Linked DNA regions of Homo sapiens: region 2 is linked to region 1. A link is a loop called in an ENCODE intact Hi-C map of the cell type or tissue named here. Cell type or tissue: MCF 10A. All regions are shown on one strand. Links, peaks and the distances in the headings refer to the core of each region. The heading gives the core; the rest is flanking DNA.

Evidence for each region. A loop is a pair of places that touch in the nucleus more often than their neighbours do. Peaks named below come from ENCODE experiments on the same cell type or tissue, not always from the same donor. Only the 100,000 strongest peaks of a DNase experiment are listed, where the experiment ranks them.
Region 2: a loop joins it to region 1, with 4 times the contacts of the local background. A loop is called at or near these places in 1 of 110 quality-filtered maps.

Annotation. Positions count from the first base shown.
Region 1 is chr21:30,503,549-30,508,940 of GRCh38, reverse strand. No RefSeq gene overlaps it. Among named protein-coding and RNA genes, the nearest start is that of KRTAP19-5, 4.1 kb to the right of the region's middle. In MCF 10A, for the core only: a CTCF peak has its summit at 3,134; no DNase peak of the experiment used is centred there.
Region 2 is chr21:30,829,398-30,834,789 of GRCh38, reverse strand. It overlaps KRTAP7-1 (keratin associated protein 7-1), which reads left to right and starts at 5,031. Exons shown (of 1, transcript NM_181606.3): 1 at 5,031-5,392. The coding sequence starts at 5,092. The coding sequence ends at 5,355. In MCF 10A, for the core only: a CTCF peak has its summit at 3,438 (motif pointing left); no DNase peak of the experiment used is centred there.

The sequences.
Region 1 (5,392 bases), core at 339-5,338:
CAATTACCATTCACCAGAAAGCAATTCTTTCTTTTTTTTAAAAATTTTACTTTAAGTTCCAGGATATATGTGCAGAATGTGCAGGATTATAACATAGGTATACATATGCCATAGTGGTTTGTGGCACCTATCAACCTGTCATCTAGGTCTTAAATCCCACATGCATTAGGTATTTGTCCTAATGCTATCCCTCCCCTTTCCTCCCACCCCCTGACAGGCCCCCGTGTGTGTTGCTTCCCTCCCTGTGTCCATGTGTTCTCATTGTTCAACCCCCACTTGTGAGTGAGAACAATGCAGTGTTTGGTTTTCTGCTCCTGTGTTAGTTTGCTGAGAATAATGGCTTTCGGCTTCATCCATGTCGCTGGAAAGGACATGATCTCATTATTTTTTATGGCTGCATAATATTCTATGGTTTATATGTACCACATTTTCTTCATCCAGTCTATCATTGATGGGCATTTGGATTGGTTCCAAGTCTTTGCTATTAAGTAGTGCTGCAATAAACATACGTGTGCATGTGTCTTTATAGTAGAATGATTTATAATCCTTTGGGTATACACCCAGTAATGGGGTTGCTGGGTCAAATGGTATTACTGGTTCTAGATCCTTCAGGAATCACCACACTGTTCTCCACAATGGTTGAAATAATTTACACTCCCACCAACAGTGTGAAAGTGTTCCTATTTCTCCACACTCTCGCCAGCATCTATTGTTTCCTGATTTTTTAATAATCGCCATTTTGACAGGTGGGAGGTGGTATCTCATAATGATTTTTATACGCATTTCTCTAATGATAAGTGATGATGAGCTTTTTTTCATATGTTTGTTGGCCGCATAAATGTCTTCTTTGGAGAAGTGTCTGTTCATATCCTTTGCCCACTTCTTGATGGGGTTGTTTGTTTTTTTCTCGTAAATTTGTTTAAGTTACTTGTAGATTATGGATATTAGACATTTGTCAGATGGGTAGACTGCAAAAAATTTCTCCCACTGCCTGTTCACTCTGATTCTAGTTTCTTTTGCTGTGAGGAAACTCTTTAGTTTAACTATACCCCGTTTGTCAAGTTTGGCTTTGGTTGCAATTGCTTTTGGTGTTTTAGTCATGAAGTTTTTGCCCATGTCTCTGTCCTGAATGGTATTGCCTATGTTTCCTGCTAGGCAAATAACTTAGAAGCAAGAGCAAACCAATTTAAAAGCTACCAGAAGACAAGAAATAACTAAGATCAGAGCAGAACTGAAGGAGATAGAGACACAAAAATCCCATGAAAAAAATCAATGAATCCAGGAGCTGGTTTTTTGAAAAAAAATTAACAAATTAGATATTCCACTAGCTAGACTAATAAAGAAGAAAAGAGAGAAGAATCAAATCGACACAATAAAAAATGATAAAGGGGATATCACCACTGATCTCACATAAATACAAACTGCAATCAGAGAATACAATAAAAACCTCTACACAAATAAACTAAAAAATCTAGAAGAAATGGATATATTCCTATACACACACATGCTCTCAAAACTTAACTAGGAAGAAGTTAAATCCCTGAAAAGACCAATAACAACTTCTGAAATTGCGGCAGTAATTAATAGTCTACCAACCAAAAAAAGCCCAGAACCAGATGGATTCACAGCCAAATTCTACAAGAGGTACAGAGAAGAGCTGGTTCCATTCCTTCTGAAATTATTCCAAACAATAGAAAAAGAAAGACTCCTCCATAACTCATTTTATGAGGCCAGCAGCATCCCGATACCAAACCTGGCAGAGACATAACAAAAAAAAAAAATTTCAGGCCATTATCCCTGATGAACATCGATGCAAAAATCCTCAACAAAATACTGGCAAACTGAATCTAGCAGCACATCAAAAAGCTTATCCACCATGATCAAGTCGGCTTCATCCATGGGATGCAAGGCTGGTTCACCATATGCAAGTCAATAAACGTAATCTGTCACATAAACAGAACCAATGACAAAAACCACATGATTATCTCAATAGATGTAGAAAAAGTCTTCGATAAAATTCAACATCCCTTCATGTTAAAAACTCTTAACAAACTAGGTATTGATGGAACATATCTCAAAATAATAAGAGCTATTTGTGAGATACCCATAGCCAATATCATACTGAATGGACAAAAGCTGGAAGAATTCCCTTTGAAAACCAGCACAAAACAAGGATGCCCTCTCTCACTGCTCCTATTTGACATAGTATTGGAAGTTCTGGCCAGGGCAATCAGGCAAGATAAAGAAATAAAGGCTACTTAAATAGGAATAGAGGAAGTCAAATTGTCTCTCTTTGCAAATGACATGATTCTGTATTTAGAAAACCCCATCGTCTCAGCCCCAAAACTCCTTAAGCTGATAAACAACTTTAGCAAAGTCTCAAGATCGAAAATCATTGTGCAAAAATCACAAGCATTCCTATACACCAACAACAGACAAGCAGAGAGCCAAATCGTAAATGAAATCCCATTCACAACTGCTACAAAATGAAGAAAATAGCTAGGATTACAACTTACAAGGGACGTGAAGGACCTCTTCAAGGAAAACTACAAACCAGTACTCAAGGAAACAAGAGAGGACACAAAGAAATGGAAAAACATTCCATGCTCATGATAGGAAGTATCAATATCATGAAAATAGCCATACTGCCCAAAGTAACTTATAGATTCAATGCTATTCCCATCAAGCTACCATTGACTTTCTCAGCAGAATTGGAAAAAACTACTTTAAGCTTCATATGGAACCAGAAATGAGCCTGCATAGCTAAGACAATCCTAAGCAAAAAGAACAAAGCTGGAGACATCACGCTACCTGACTTTAAACTATACTACAAGGCTACAGCAACCAAAATAGCATGGTACTGGTACCAAAACAGATATACACACTAATAGAACAAAACCCAGACCTCAGAAATAACACCACACATCTACAACCATCTGATCTTCAACAAACCTGACAAAAACAAGCAATGGGGAAAGGATTCCCTATTTAATAAATGATGCTTGGAAAACTGGCTAGCCATTTGCAGAAACTGAAACTGGACCCCTTCCTGGGGAAATTCAATAATACAAGGACAAAAGAAGTGAGAGCTGGACCAAACGTTAGATTATTACAGATTGTACCGTGCTGCCCCCTATAGTACAGGTGAGGAAATGCCGAACAGTTAAGTGATGCCTAGAGTTAAAATCTAAGTGTCAGAATCAAGACCAGAAAGCAGTTCACCTGAACCTAATGCTCTAGTCCATCATTCTGAGTCTCTTTCACTGCATAATTCCAAATCTGAATGCCATCTGGAAAGTTCTTGTAATAATACTGTGGATGGTTTCAATTTTGGAGCAGAGTATATGGAGACTAATTTCATCTCTTAGATTAACTATGTTTTGTTGCTGTTGTTTTTAAAATTTTTCTTGTTAACTTTTATTTTGTTATATATAATACATTTCTGAATTGCTAACTTAGCTTTACTTGAAGGCAAAAACAGAACAAATAAGCTCAATTCTCAAGATTATTTATTTTTATGAGAAATACTTGGGTTTGTTTATGCAATGTAAAGATGAAATATGAACAAACAACTCAGACAAATCTTGTTATTTCTCTCTTTAGATGCTGTACCTTCACAGGGGAGGGCAAGGTAGATAAATTTTGGTAATTTCATTAAAGGAATTTTGACCCTATAACTGAATTTCAGATGAAACTGCTCTATTCTCATACAGGTAAATATCCTCCCAGCCTGAGTAAAAGTATTAAAAATTTGCAATTAAAAGAAAGATCAGTATAATTATAATGAGAAAAAGCACTTGTGGCATTGCTGGTATAATTCAATATTAACATATTTTTGTAACTTACATTTTTATATATTATTAGTTTGTGTCTGAGTTAAACGAAGTCTTTGGAATTTATAACAAAAGCTTTCTTTCTTTCCAGGTAAAAGTTACTACTTATCCCAAGTAAGAACATATTTTCTTCTTCCTTATCCATTATCATAAAGTTATTAAGCATATATTCCAAAGTAAACTTCCTAAAAGTGAAAAGAAGGAGAAAATATAAAACATCATTGTTCTATCAACTTTGGGTCTAATCGACTTTGAGTCTAACAATCTCTTTCAGCATAAAACCAATATCACTACAAATGAATATATGTCTTCATTTTACAATGGATGCTTTCATTTTACTATTTGTTCACTTCGAAAAAAGGACAAAATATTTGTTCTATATATTTTGTATATAAAATATGTAGATTTATATATTTTATTTTAGTATTAATCATTTACTGCTTACGATCATTAATTGGTCTTGTGGAAAATTATCACATAGTCTATTTCTTTAAAACATTCTAATTCTTATTTGGCTATTGAGGTTTTCCATTTATATCTTGTTTGGTTTTATATCTCAGATGTATGCATTGTTTATGCATCCCAAACAAAAATTAGCTATTAAACACTCTTACATTATCAGGCTGATTTATATGGACAAACTGTGGTATCCTTAATATAGTTATTTGTGATTTTGAGTTATTTGTGATTTTATGGCTTCAAAAGGACTCACTGAGAACTCAGCTTATTGACTGTTTCAAGTTCAGATGAGAAATAAGAATGAACCAATATTTGGATAAAAGAAATGTAGCAAATATTGGATTAAATCCTACTCTATAAATGGAAAGACTTATTGAGCTATTTTTCTGTCTTAAAAAGGTAGCTCACTAAGGCGTAGTCAGGGTTGTGCACAGATTGTGGTTGCTGTGGCAGTTACTGTCAATTTACTTAGAATTTCTTCAATAAACAATTTTTAATTCCCTAGTCTGTTGCTTAGAAGAACTGAAGCATTCCTTTTAGGAAATTTATGTTTGATAAAATACTTATAAATCTCACAAAAACTCACCAGCATGTTCAAAGTCATGTAAATTAAATGAATTTTTAGTTGTCGAAGCCAAGAGACAGGTGCTGCATGGAGATTAATCAAGAGTGGTCTCAATGTTGTATCTGTTTCACTAATTCAACAAAGTCAGCTGAGGAACTCTATGAAGCCCAGGGCAAATTTCTTTACATATGTTTCTCTATTCTGTGCCATTTCACCATGGTGCCTTTATTTTGAAAACTTTGAAGACAATTTCTATTTTAGGATACCTTTTAAATTTCAGAAAGCCATAGGAGTTGGAGTACATTTTAAAAAACCCATCCCCTCAAGTATTTATCTGTTGAGTTAACAAACAGTCTAATTTTACTCAAGACATTTTAAAATGTACAATTAAGTTGTTATTGACTATAGTCACTCTATTGTGCTATCAAATAGTAGGTCTTATTCATTATTTCTAAGTATTTTTGCTGGGGTGGGGAGTTGAGGATGTTTAGTAAGTACAAAAAATAGAAAGCTTTAAAAATGATATTTTAATGAA
Region 2 (5,392 bases), core at 321-5,320, 330 kb before region 1:
AACCTGTTAACTGATGAATAGATAAGCGAAGTGTGGTATATTCATACAATGGAATGCTATTTGACAATAAAGAATACTGATATGTGTGATGACATGGATGAATATTGAAAATATTGGGCTAAGAGAAAGAAATCATACACAAAAGGCCACATACTGTGTGATTCAATTTATGTGAGGTGTCCAGAATAGGAAAACCCACAGAGACAGAACTTAATTTTGTGTCCAGGTGGTGTACAACATTTGGGAAGAATCTTTAAAAGCTACCATCGGCCGGGCACGGTGGCTCACGCCTGTAATCCCAGCACTTTGGGAGGCTGAGGCGGGTGGATCACCTGAGGTCAGGAGTTTGCGACCAGCCTGGCCAACATGCTGAAACCCCGTATCTACTAAAAATACAAAAAATTGGCCAGTTGTGGTGGTGGGCGCCTGTAAATCCCAGCTACTTGGAAGGCTGAGGCAGGAGAACCACTTGAACCCGGGAGGCAGAGGTTGCAGTGAGGCGAAATCGTGCCACTGCACTCCAGCCTGGGCGACAGAGCGAGACTCCGTCTCAAAACAAACAAACAAACAAACAAACAAACAAACACTACCGTCACTTGCCCCATTCCTCTTGCCTTGTTTGTAATATTTCAGATAATGAAAGCACTGTCAGCTTAAGTCTTATGAATGAGAACTTAGTTTAGTTGTTGTAAATTGGGAGTGACTTTTAGTGGTTATGGAGTTTCTTTTTGGGGTAAAGAAAATGTTCTGAAATTGGTTAGTGGTGATGGACTCTATAAATACACTAAAACCCACTGTATACTTTTTGTACACTTTTGGGTGAATTTTATCATATGTGAATTACATCTCAGTAAAGGTGCTATTCCAAAGATGGTTTGATGTGGTATTCTGTTCTGAGTTTTCTAGAAAGCAGAGTTTCAGGTGAAGGGCTCATGTACTATTGCTTTCTTCAGGAGAAGGAGCGAAGGGTAAGGGAAGTGAAGCAGGGAAGGTGGAGTGCTCAAATGAAGATGCCTCATCCAGTTGACCATAGCTAAGCAATTATGTGCTGGATTCCATGACACTATTCCCCAAGAAGCTGCCTAACCCTCTTAGGACTGTCTCAGGCAAGTCTGTCCATGGAGAAAAGGGGAGAATATATCCACACTTCCATTTCTTTTTGGTCGAAGTTTTGCTCCACAGGGCATTAACTGCCCTACACTTCAGGTTTTGCAAGCATGGGCCCTAGATAGGCTCCCCAGTCTCTATCCTAGCTATTAAAGGTGAAGTCCCCAGGTGGGGGATGACAGATATCTGGTGAGGGGACTGATGTAAAGCTCCATCATGTTGTACCAGCTTGAGGTGAGTTGGAACCTACACCAAGATGATTCCTATAGGGGCAGCTGCATAAGAGGTGGGAGAGGCTGGGAGGCTATGAGTGGGGTCTGATCCTTGCCTGATAAAAGTTCTCAAATTTCCAAGTGAATATGTCATGTAGGCTCCTTATTGCTTATTTTTTTCCTTGTAAATACTATGTGTCAATTCATTTTCTCTTTTCTTTAAAGAAAATACATGCATTCAAATAAATCAAATAAAATCTGGTGTTAGAACTAATCTCTCCCCCCACCAAATCAATTGGCATTGAGGGATTTTCTTTGTAAAACTAATATTTATGGCAACTTTTCCCTCAATTAGAGTACATAGTGATTAGGGGGAAATGGAGAAAAGAAAACAAAGAAAAGGAATTAAAGCTACATGCTAATCTACAACCAAAGGCTGACTAATATTACATGAATTGCACAAACAACTTATAAAACCTCTATATTTAAAATTGTTCAGGATTAGAATTATCAGGACCATTTTACATTATGATATGTAAAGTTCTAAAAAACTTTTTATGTCTGCCCTCATCTAATCTTTTGAAATATGTGTTAAAATCTGTTAAAATTATTTTAGCCCATGTAAGGAATAGAAATTCAGTGGAAGTCATTAATGTTGTTCGGTGACATTGTAGGCTTTCGCCCTCCAGGCACATAGTAGCATTGCTCTTCGTGACCTGTGAAGTTAGATGTGGCTGTGGAACTTACTTTAGGAAATGAGGAGAGTGTGGAAATGGTGTATAACACTTGAGGAGAGCCTTTAAAAGCTACCATGGCTTGCCCCATTCATTTTCCCCTGTTTGTCATATTTCAGATAATCAAAGCACTGTCAGCTTGAGTCTTTTGAGTGAAAATGATGTGTATCCAAGACAGTCACCAATGTGAGAGGAATTCATAGTGTGAGCAGGCAATACATTTCTGAACATGGAAATTTTGGATGTCTGTCTGTTATAGCAGCAAAAACTAGCCTTTGTTTTTTTGTTTTCTAGTTTTTAGCAGCAAAAGCTAGATCGATGTGTTCTTCAAAAAATAATGCAATGAATTATAGATTTGAGGCATGTAGAAGCTATATCCCTTTAAAGCCTTAATGACATATCAAAAGCAGGATAGTAAAGTAGTTAAGAGCATGGCTTGGAGGTAGATGGCATGGGTTTGGAGATTGATTCTGCTGACTATTAACCATGTGACCTTCAGTAATTCTCTTAAACCCTCTGGACTCGGTTTTCTTATAAAGAATCATAATACCCACATCATAAGATCATTATAAAAATTAAATGAATTAACACTTGTCAAATGCTTGGAATAGTGCATAGTAAGCCTTCTTACTATATATAGAGGTAAAATATATAATTAAGTAGTATGTGCAAATTCTTTAGAACAGAGTCTAGCACAGAGTAAGTCCTTAATGATATTTTTTGTTATTATCAATCTTAAAAATCATTGAATAGCAATCGAGTACTTGGCTGATAATTTTCTCTGGGTATGTCTAGTAAGAGATAGGAAAGTGAAAACAAGCTAAGGAGAAAATATAAGTTTTTCTTTTGATTATGGGTAACAAAACCAGCAGTCACATAGGTGGGTTTTACCTCTGAGGAGACACTTGAACACATTGCTGTTACCTTCCCTTTCTAATCAGGTGTGTCCTGAGACAAGAAGCAGAGAGCATCAAGAAATGGAAGAGGACAAACTAAAGCTTTTTCTTTAATTACCTCTATCATCCAGAGTTAAGGGAAATAAGTCACCAGCGACTGAAACCAAACACTCCTGCCAATGAGAGATAAGCATCTCTGGGCAATTTCACACAGCCCAGCAAAAGCTTTTTTGAATTCTCATGACAAACCAGCCCTGGAATTTATCAGGATGATTTATTCATCAGAATTACCTGAGATACCCATTACAAATAGAGATTTCCAGAATCTCAGGTGGTGGTGGGAGAGGAGAGCTCCTGGAATTCTGAATTTCAAGCGAATTCTTTAGAAGATTCTTCTACCTGCTTACATTTGAGAACCCTAAATCCAGTCCTGTGGTTTATACGGAGTAACTGAAATACCACTGCCACCTGGTGGCAGCATGTACAAATTACAGGTTCCAATGTCATTGTGTGATAGAATCAGTAGTGAAATTTTTCAAGTCACGCGTAATTCTTAGTCACCCCTGCCCTCTCCTAATCACAAACGTATTTTTGAGTTTTCTGGATTATCTGATACAGAGTTTATATAATTTAAACCCTGAGGACACAACCTCTTACCATTTTAATTCATTCTTTTTGTTAAACTGAATTTGAAATTATAACTTATTTTTCTTTAACTTTCTCTATATACTCTTATGACATTTAATTAATTTGTAGAATAAAAGAAATCATATCCACTTATAGAACATTCTTTAGGCAGCTCTCTGTCAGAGAAACTGAGAGAGATAGAATCTTAAAGAGAGAGGGATGTCTGAGAGGAATGATTAGTTTTGCATATTGGACTCTGTGATTGTCTGTTAAGATGGAAATAAAAAAAGGAATTGGTATTCAGGAAGTTTTTTCTTCTACTTTCAGAGAATTCTGACTTTGATTCACATATAAAAAGATGATGTCGTAAACCTTTGAATTGGAATAGACTTAGCTTTGCTGAGCTCAGATCCTTCCTGGTTTACGTTCTTCATGAGAATTGGTTATGTAAGGCAAAATAAGAGCAGAAGGAAGTGTTGCATCCTTAAATATAACTGGTATTTCATAATGGATCATGGCATTCAGGCTTGTTTTATAGGAGTCAGTAAGAAGCAAGTGTGGTATAACATGACTCTGAAATTGAGCATCATCCCACTCAGCGCCAGTGTGGCAACTCCAGAAAGACAGTTTGGCAATGTTCAAGATGATTTACAAGCAAACATGGTATGTTCTCCATGAAAAAATAAAATATGTATTAACAAACAGAATGCTCATAAATGAAATTGATGAAAATTACTTGCAGGTTATTCACAGCCAACTTATTATTTGGCACCATTGCAGCCTCTGTAAAAACACCTGGTTGGATAGATTTGTGTAGCAGTGCTTTTTAAAATAAAAAATACATTTTGAGTTAAAATTTGTATAACACAAACCAAGGCATTTTAAAGGTAACAATTCAGTGATATTTAGTACATTCCAAATGTTTTGCAACATTGTCTAGTTCCAAATGATTTTCTTCACTCCAAAAGGAAACTCTGTACCCATTAACTAGTTGGTATACAATTGTTTTAAAAGGGCACATGGGTGAATTTCAAGAGGTTATAGAATTTCAGTTTGATGTTTCAAAATAATGTTCAAAAGACCTCAATATATGGCTTTGTCTTGGCTTGAAGTGTTTGCATTCTTGCCAAAGCTTTTTTAGTTTAGCTATGTCAGTTGGGAAGAGTTTATAATCAGAGGATTTAAAGAGTCTCACATGATGCAATCAAGAACAGTAGTTAAACTATGGGACTCTGATGAAAAGAATTCGATTGCGTGTCAAGCATGGTCACTGGCTTTAAAATAGTACAGAGAAAAGCCAACAAAAATGTGGGCAATGAGTCTGTGCATTCCTTATAAGCATTTTATTAGAAAAGAATGAGATTACCTATGCAAATTAGTGGGAAGATGTTTAGACAGATGTGTTGTGCCCACCAGCTTGAGGTATAAAAAGCCCTGTACGGGAAGAGACCTTCATTAACACTTGGGTAACTTACCCTTCACAATCCATCTAAATCCTTCTCAATTGCTGCCACCATGACTCGTTACTTCTGCTGTGGAAGCTACTTCCCAGGATACCCTATCTATGGGACCAACTTCCATGGGACCTTCAGAGCCACCCCCTTGAACTGTGTTGTGCCTCTGGGCTCTCCCCTGAACTATGGCTGTGGATGCAATGGCTACAGCTCCCTGGGCTACAGCTTTGGTGGTAGCAACATCAACAACCTGGGCGGCTGCTATGGTGGTAGCTTCTATAGGCCATGGGGCTCTGGCTCTGGCTTTGGCTACAGCACCTACTGATGGACCAATGGCTCCAGTGACTACAGGACTCTCAATT